Regions from separate parts of the Homo sapiens genome. Here region 1 is linked to region 2. A link is an interaction called in ENCODE POLR2A ChIA-PET data of the cell type or tissue named here. Cell type or tissue: A673. All regions are shown on one strand. Each heading gives the region's core, and the rest is flanking DNA. Links, peaks and the distances in the headings are about the cores only.

Region 1 (2,908 bases), core at 284-2,783, 410 kb before region 2:
CTTCTCTACTGAGGCAGCATGTAACTAAAGTTCCTAAACCAATCCATTTTTGGCTGCTCTTTAATGCAATTAAAAAAAAAATAGTCAGTCTCAATCTGTTGTCCAGGCTGGAGTGCAGTGGTGCGATCATAGCTCACTATAGCCTTGAACTACTGGGCTCAAGCGATCTTCCTGCCTCAGCCTCCCAAGTAGCTGGGACCACGGGTATATGTCACAGTACTTGGCTATTTTTTTTTTTTTTAATAGCAACATGGTCTTGCTATATTGCCCAGGCTGGTCTCAAATTCCTGGCCTCAAAGCGATCCTCCTGTCTTGGCCTCCCAAAGTGCTGGGATTACAGGCATGAGCTACTGAGCCTGGCCTTCTTAAACACAATCTGAAATTGTTTTTTATTTATGTTCTTAGTACCTGCTGAAGTGAAATCACAATTTCACTTCAGTTACCAGTTTGGAAAACACTAGCTTTTCTCTTTTTGCCTCTTTTTGTTAAAGATAATTTGCTTTTTGGTAGTGCCCATCTCCTATCAGTCAGGGATGAAGCAATCCCTTGTTCATCCCCAGCTTGGCTTTTGATCTATGCCTGGTTCATGCCTTGGACACATGGAAAAAAAGGAGACAAAAAAAAAAAGATAATTTGCTTCAACTTGGTTAAATGTTCTTGAAGTATGACTCATCGGCTGTAAGTGAGAGGTCTCGTAGAAACAGTGGATCATGGGATATGCCGGAGGGACCAGTGGTAACCAGCAGCGGGGCTGATGCTAGTGCTGACCATTGAGGTGAGACACGTACCTGTGTCCCAGCGCCCTCGGACGGTGCAAACTCCATGGACTTCAGAATGCTGCAAGAGCACAACAGAGGGGTTATTTTATTTATTTTTTGAGACAGAGTCTCGTTCTGTCACCCAGGCTAGAGTGCAGTGGCGCGATATTGGCTCACTGCAACCTCTGCCCAGGTTCAAGCGATTCTCCTACCTCAGCCTCCCGAGTAGCTGGGATTACAGGCATGTGCCATCATGCCCAGCTAATTTTTGTATTTCTAGTAGAGACGGGGTTTCACCACGTTGGCCAGGCTAGTCTCGAACTCCTGACCTCAAGTGATCCACCCGCCTCAGCCTCCCAAAGTGTTGGTATTACAGGCATGAGCCACCAGAGTGATTATTTTCTACTTATACCTTTGACAACAGCCACATTAATAAGCATTAACATTACAATTTCCTGCTCTCCAGGAACCGAAGAACTGTCAACTTTAACAACTTCCCTGGCAGTAATAGAATCTGATAATGTCTCTAGAATAACTATTCAACTAGCAGTTGGCTGGCAAAAGTTTCTTGCCTAGCATGTAAATCATTCCATATGGAATCACACCAGGTCTGTTCAGAGTATAATTTTAAAGTTTAATACAGACATAACATTGTTGCAAGTGGAATGTATTTGTAAAGCTTAAAGGGAAGGAAAAAGTTGTAAGGAGAAGCCAGAGAGAGGGGAACCCACCAGGGCGGCCACTGCCCACACCTCACTCCTAACTGGCACCTACCTGGGGACCAGGGGACATAGGCAAAGAGCAACCTCCTAGACTTGGATGACTCAGAAGCCAGGTGGGCAGACCTTCTCTGCAGCCCCAGGTTGGGGAAGGAGTGCAATGACAAAGATGTGGCAAGAGAAGGTGACTTCTCCCTCCCTTGTTCTCAATGGCACTGAAAAGGGCCGCACCCTGATCACTACGGTCTCTGGGCTGTCTCAGTGAGTCCAGGTCCCCAGGATTATTACTGTTTCTTGAGTTCCTTTTGCTGTGGATGTCCCTTTTTTGCTGAGTTTACCAGGGAGAAGAGGGGAAGTGAGGCTATGTGGCTTTGAAGGAGCTGCAAGTGTTTCTTTGAAATACCAAGGATGGAAGAGAGAGACCCAGAGCAGGCTGGCTGGACCGTGAGATTTACGACTCGCAGGTGCAGAGTCAACCGGACCTTCGCCATGTTCCTGCAGCCACAATTTCGGCCTCTGTCCCCCTAGTGTGAGCCACCACACCTGGATAATTTATTTTTAGTAGAGACGGTTTTGGCCAAGCTGGTTTCCTGACCTCAGGTGATCTGTCGGCCTCCCAAAGTGCTGGGATTACAGATGTGAGCCACTGCGCCCAGCTGAAAGGGGTTTCTTAAGATGGAATCCTGTCCTTCGTTTCCTATTTTCTTTAGGATTATGTAATAAAAGACCACGTGGCTCTTTATCTATTCTACAGATCTTTACCAGCAGCCTGCTATCCGCTTGTTGCCGTGGGGAATCAGAACCACTCCTGGTCCGTACTCCAGGAAATTTACAGGCCATTACAGGTAATAGGCAAGACTCCAAGTGGTCCATTAAGACAGAACTTGTGAGGACCCCAGCAGGAGGGATCTTGATGGATTGGAGACCACGTCTCAGTGTCATGATGAACAAGCATTGGAGAAGGGCCCTGAAGGGACAGGGTGTCTTGTGCTGCAGTGCATGAGGATCTGAGGTCAGCATCCCCTGTTGCGTGGGGGTGAGGAAGTGGAAATGGGACGATGCTGAGAAGGGGACGCGGGCAAGAGCTCAAGAGCACAGCTGGTTCACCAGGAAGTGGAAAACTAGGAGCGCATTTGGGCAAAGAAGCCACCTGAGTGGGGCTTCCAGATGTGCACATGGTGGTGGGGCCTGTCATGTGCGGACGCAACAGAAAGAGTTAGCAGAAATGCAGTGACAAGCGGGGCTGGTGTGGCAGCCCTTCAGTGGGGGTAGGGGCAGCCTGTGGTCCGGCAGGCTGTGGATGAGAGGGAGTAGAACGGTATGTGTTGCAGGCTGGAGCCTGGAAGCCTCAGCTCCCAGGGGATGAAGTGAACGTGGGGGTTGGGGGAGAAGAGGAGGAGGAGGAGGAGCAAGAGGAAGAAGAAGAGGAAG
Region 2 (2,908 bases), core at 134-2,633:
GGGCTTGGGGAATGAGGGGGAGCCATAGGCAACATAGGACAGAGATAGGGTCTTAGTCACAAATTCCCTGCCTGCAGGCACAATGACATTCTTGTAATTTGCTTTCTTCTATTCACCTTGACTCTGGAAAAGACCTCTGTCTGAGTTCTTTGAAGCTACAAACCACACCAGCCCCAGCCTCCTCAGTGGAAGCCCTTTGGAGCTGAGCTTTCAATGTGGTCTGACTCCACAATCTCCCAAATGGCCTCAGGGAGGAGGGTCAGGTGCAGTGGGGCTCTCTTTGCTAACCACAAAACAGAAAACCATCCCAGCAGAACTCTCTCTGCTAATCACAAAACAGAAAACCATCCCAGCACTTTGGGAGGCTGAAGCAGGCCATTAAATTGAGCCCAAGGGTTAGAGACCAGCCTGGACAACATGGCAAAACCCCATCTCTACAAAAGTTACAAAAGTTAACCTGGCATGGTGGCTCACGCCTGTAACCCCAGCACTTTGGGAGGCCGAGGTGGGCCAGTCGCTGGAGGCCGAGGCGGGCCAATCGCTTGAGTCCAAGAGTTCGAGATCAGCCTGGGCAACATGGCAAAACCCCATCTCTATGAAAAATACAAAAATTAACTGGGCCTTGTGGCGGGCAGTAGTCCCAGCTCCTTGGGAGGCTGAGGTAGGAGGATTACCTGAGCCCGGGAAGTCAAGGATGCAGTGAGCTGAGATTGCACCACTGCACTCCAGCCTGGAAGACAGTGAGACCTTGTCTCAAACAAAACAAAACAAAACAAAACAAAACAAAACAAAACAAAACACAGAAATCATTTGTCTATGAGGATAAAAGTAGGCGGCATTAAGAACACGCTGTGAATGGAGGTTCTCTAACTCCTGTTGCTACGTTCACTGGTCCAAGCCAACCAGGACCCGCTGTGCCATTAACTCAATGGTCATTTGATCATAGAATCACAGAAGGACAGACGTTGGGGCTGGGGAGATATGAAAGATCAGTGTTCTCAAGGTGGCTCACGCCTGTAATCCCAGCACTTTGGGAGGCTGAGGAGGGTGGATCACCTGAGGTCAGGAATTTGAGACCAGCCTGGCCAACATGGTGAAACCCTGTCTGTAATAAAAGTACAAAAATTAGCTGGGTGTGGTGGTGCACGCCTGTAATCCCACCTACTTGAGAGGCTTAGGCAGGAGAATCACTTGAACCTGGGAGGTGGAGGTTGTAGTGAGCTGAGACTGTGCCATTGCACTCCAGCCTGGGTGACAGAACAAGACTCCATCTCAAATTAAAAAAAAAAAAAAAAGAAAGAAAAGAAAAGGAAAGAAAAAAGAAAGAAAGATCAGCGTCCTAAGTATGGTCTGGGGACCAGTTGCACCTGCATCAGGTTAGAAAAACCTGAGAGCTGGTTAGAAATGCCTCCCATCTTGGACTTGCTGAATTAAAGTCTGCATTTGCACAAGGTCCTCAGGTGATTCCTGCGTGCATCAAAACATGAGAGGTGCTTCTCTGCAGCACCCTAACCAACTGGAAACCAGGACTCTGCCCTCATCCTTCCAGAGCAGCCTGGTCCATCTCTGGAGCATCACCAGAAAACTCCTCCTTTTAAGGGGCTGAACTTGGAATTTTTTTTTTTTTTTTTTGAAACAGAGTCTCGCTCTGTTGCCCAGGCTGGAGTGCAGTGGCGCGGTCTCTGCTCACTGCAACCTCCGCTTCCTGGGTTCAAACGATTCTCCTACTTCAGCCTCCAAGTAGCTGGGATTACAGGTGTATGCCACCAAACCTGGCTAATTTTTGCATTTTTAGTAGAGACGGGGTTTCACCATGTTGCCCAGGCTGGTCTCGAACACCTGGCCTCAAGTGATCCACCCGCCTCGGCCTCCCAAAGTGCTGGGATTTCAGGTGTGAGCCACCGTGCCCAGCCTGAACTTGGAATTTCTACAGCGTCCACTCATAGTTCCTCACTCCACACACTGGATTCCTTCACAATAGGTTCAGTATCTTTCCCAGATGACACCCATCCAAAAAGGGGTGCCCCCTGCCCTTCTGAAATGAACTAGAAAGACTGTTCGCAAAGAGTGCAGTATCTTCCCCAGCAAGTTGGTGCCCATAACTGTCCAGAAGCTGCCTGGAGATCCCAGGAGTCGAGGATATGACAGCTTTAGAATTGCGTATACCCATGGAGACCCATCTAGGTCCTAGGGACTGGAATCCTTTGCTGGTAATTTTGGTCTTGTGCAGGAATTTGGAAGAAAACTCTAAACTTAATTGGCTTTCATAATTATTATGCAAATGTTGTTTTTTTTTCTTCCTTTCTTTTTTTAGAGATAGGGTCTCTGTCATCCAGGCTGGAGTGCAGTGGCACGACTGCAGCTCACTGAAGCCTCAAACTCCTTCCTGGACTCAAACAACCCTCTTGTCTCAGCCTCCCAAGTTGCTGGGACTATAGGTGTGCACCACCATGCCCAGCTAATTAAATGTTTTTCATAGAGACGGGGTCTCACCATGATGTCCAGGCTGATCTCAAACTCCTGGCCTCAAGCCATGCTCCTGTTTGGGCCTCCCACAGTAGGTATGCGCACCCAGCCCACAAATGTTCTGTTTTTATGTGTGTGTGTGTGTGTTTTTCTTTTCTTTTCTGTTTTTTTCCCACATCATTATACCCATTTTACAGATCAATAAAAAGAAACACATAGAGGCTGGGCACAGTGGCTCACAAGGTGGCCCAGCAGTTTGGGAGGCCGAGGTGGGTGGATCACCTGAGGTCAGGTGTTCGAGACCAGCCTTCCCAACATACTGAAACCCCATCTCTACTAAAAATACAAAAATCAGCCAGTCACTGAGATGCACACCTGTAATCCCAGCTACACAGGAGGCTGAGGCAGGACAGTTGCTTGAATCCAGGAGGTGGAGGTTGCA

Evidence for each region. Peaks named below come from ENCODE experiments on the same cell type or tissue, not always from the same donor. Only the 100,000 strongest peaks of a DNase experiment are listed, where the experiment ranks them.
Region 1: POLR2A ChIA-PET joins it to region 2 with 9 read pairs; 2 of 35 experiments call an interaction of 5 or more read pairs at or near these places.

The regions. Positions count from the first base shown.
Region 1 is chr7:102,191,771-102,194,678 of GRCh38, reverse strand. CUX1 (cut like homeobox 1) reads right to left here. Exons shown (of 24, transcript NM_181552.4): 13 at 789-837. LOC124900244 (small nucleolar RNA SNORA48) reads left to right here and starts at 474; the gene lies at 474-603. In A673, for the core only: no CTCF peak of the experiment used is centred there; a DNase peak (open chromatin) is centred at 1,258.
Region 2 is chr7:101,785,453-101,788,360 of GRCh38, reverse strand. No RefSeq gene overlaps it. Among named protein-coding and RNA genes, the nearest start is that of CUX1, 31 kb to the left of the region's middle. In A673, for the core only: no CTCF peak of the experiment used is centred there; no DNase peak of the experiment used is centred there.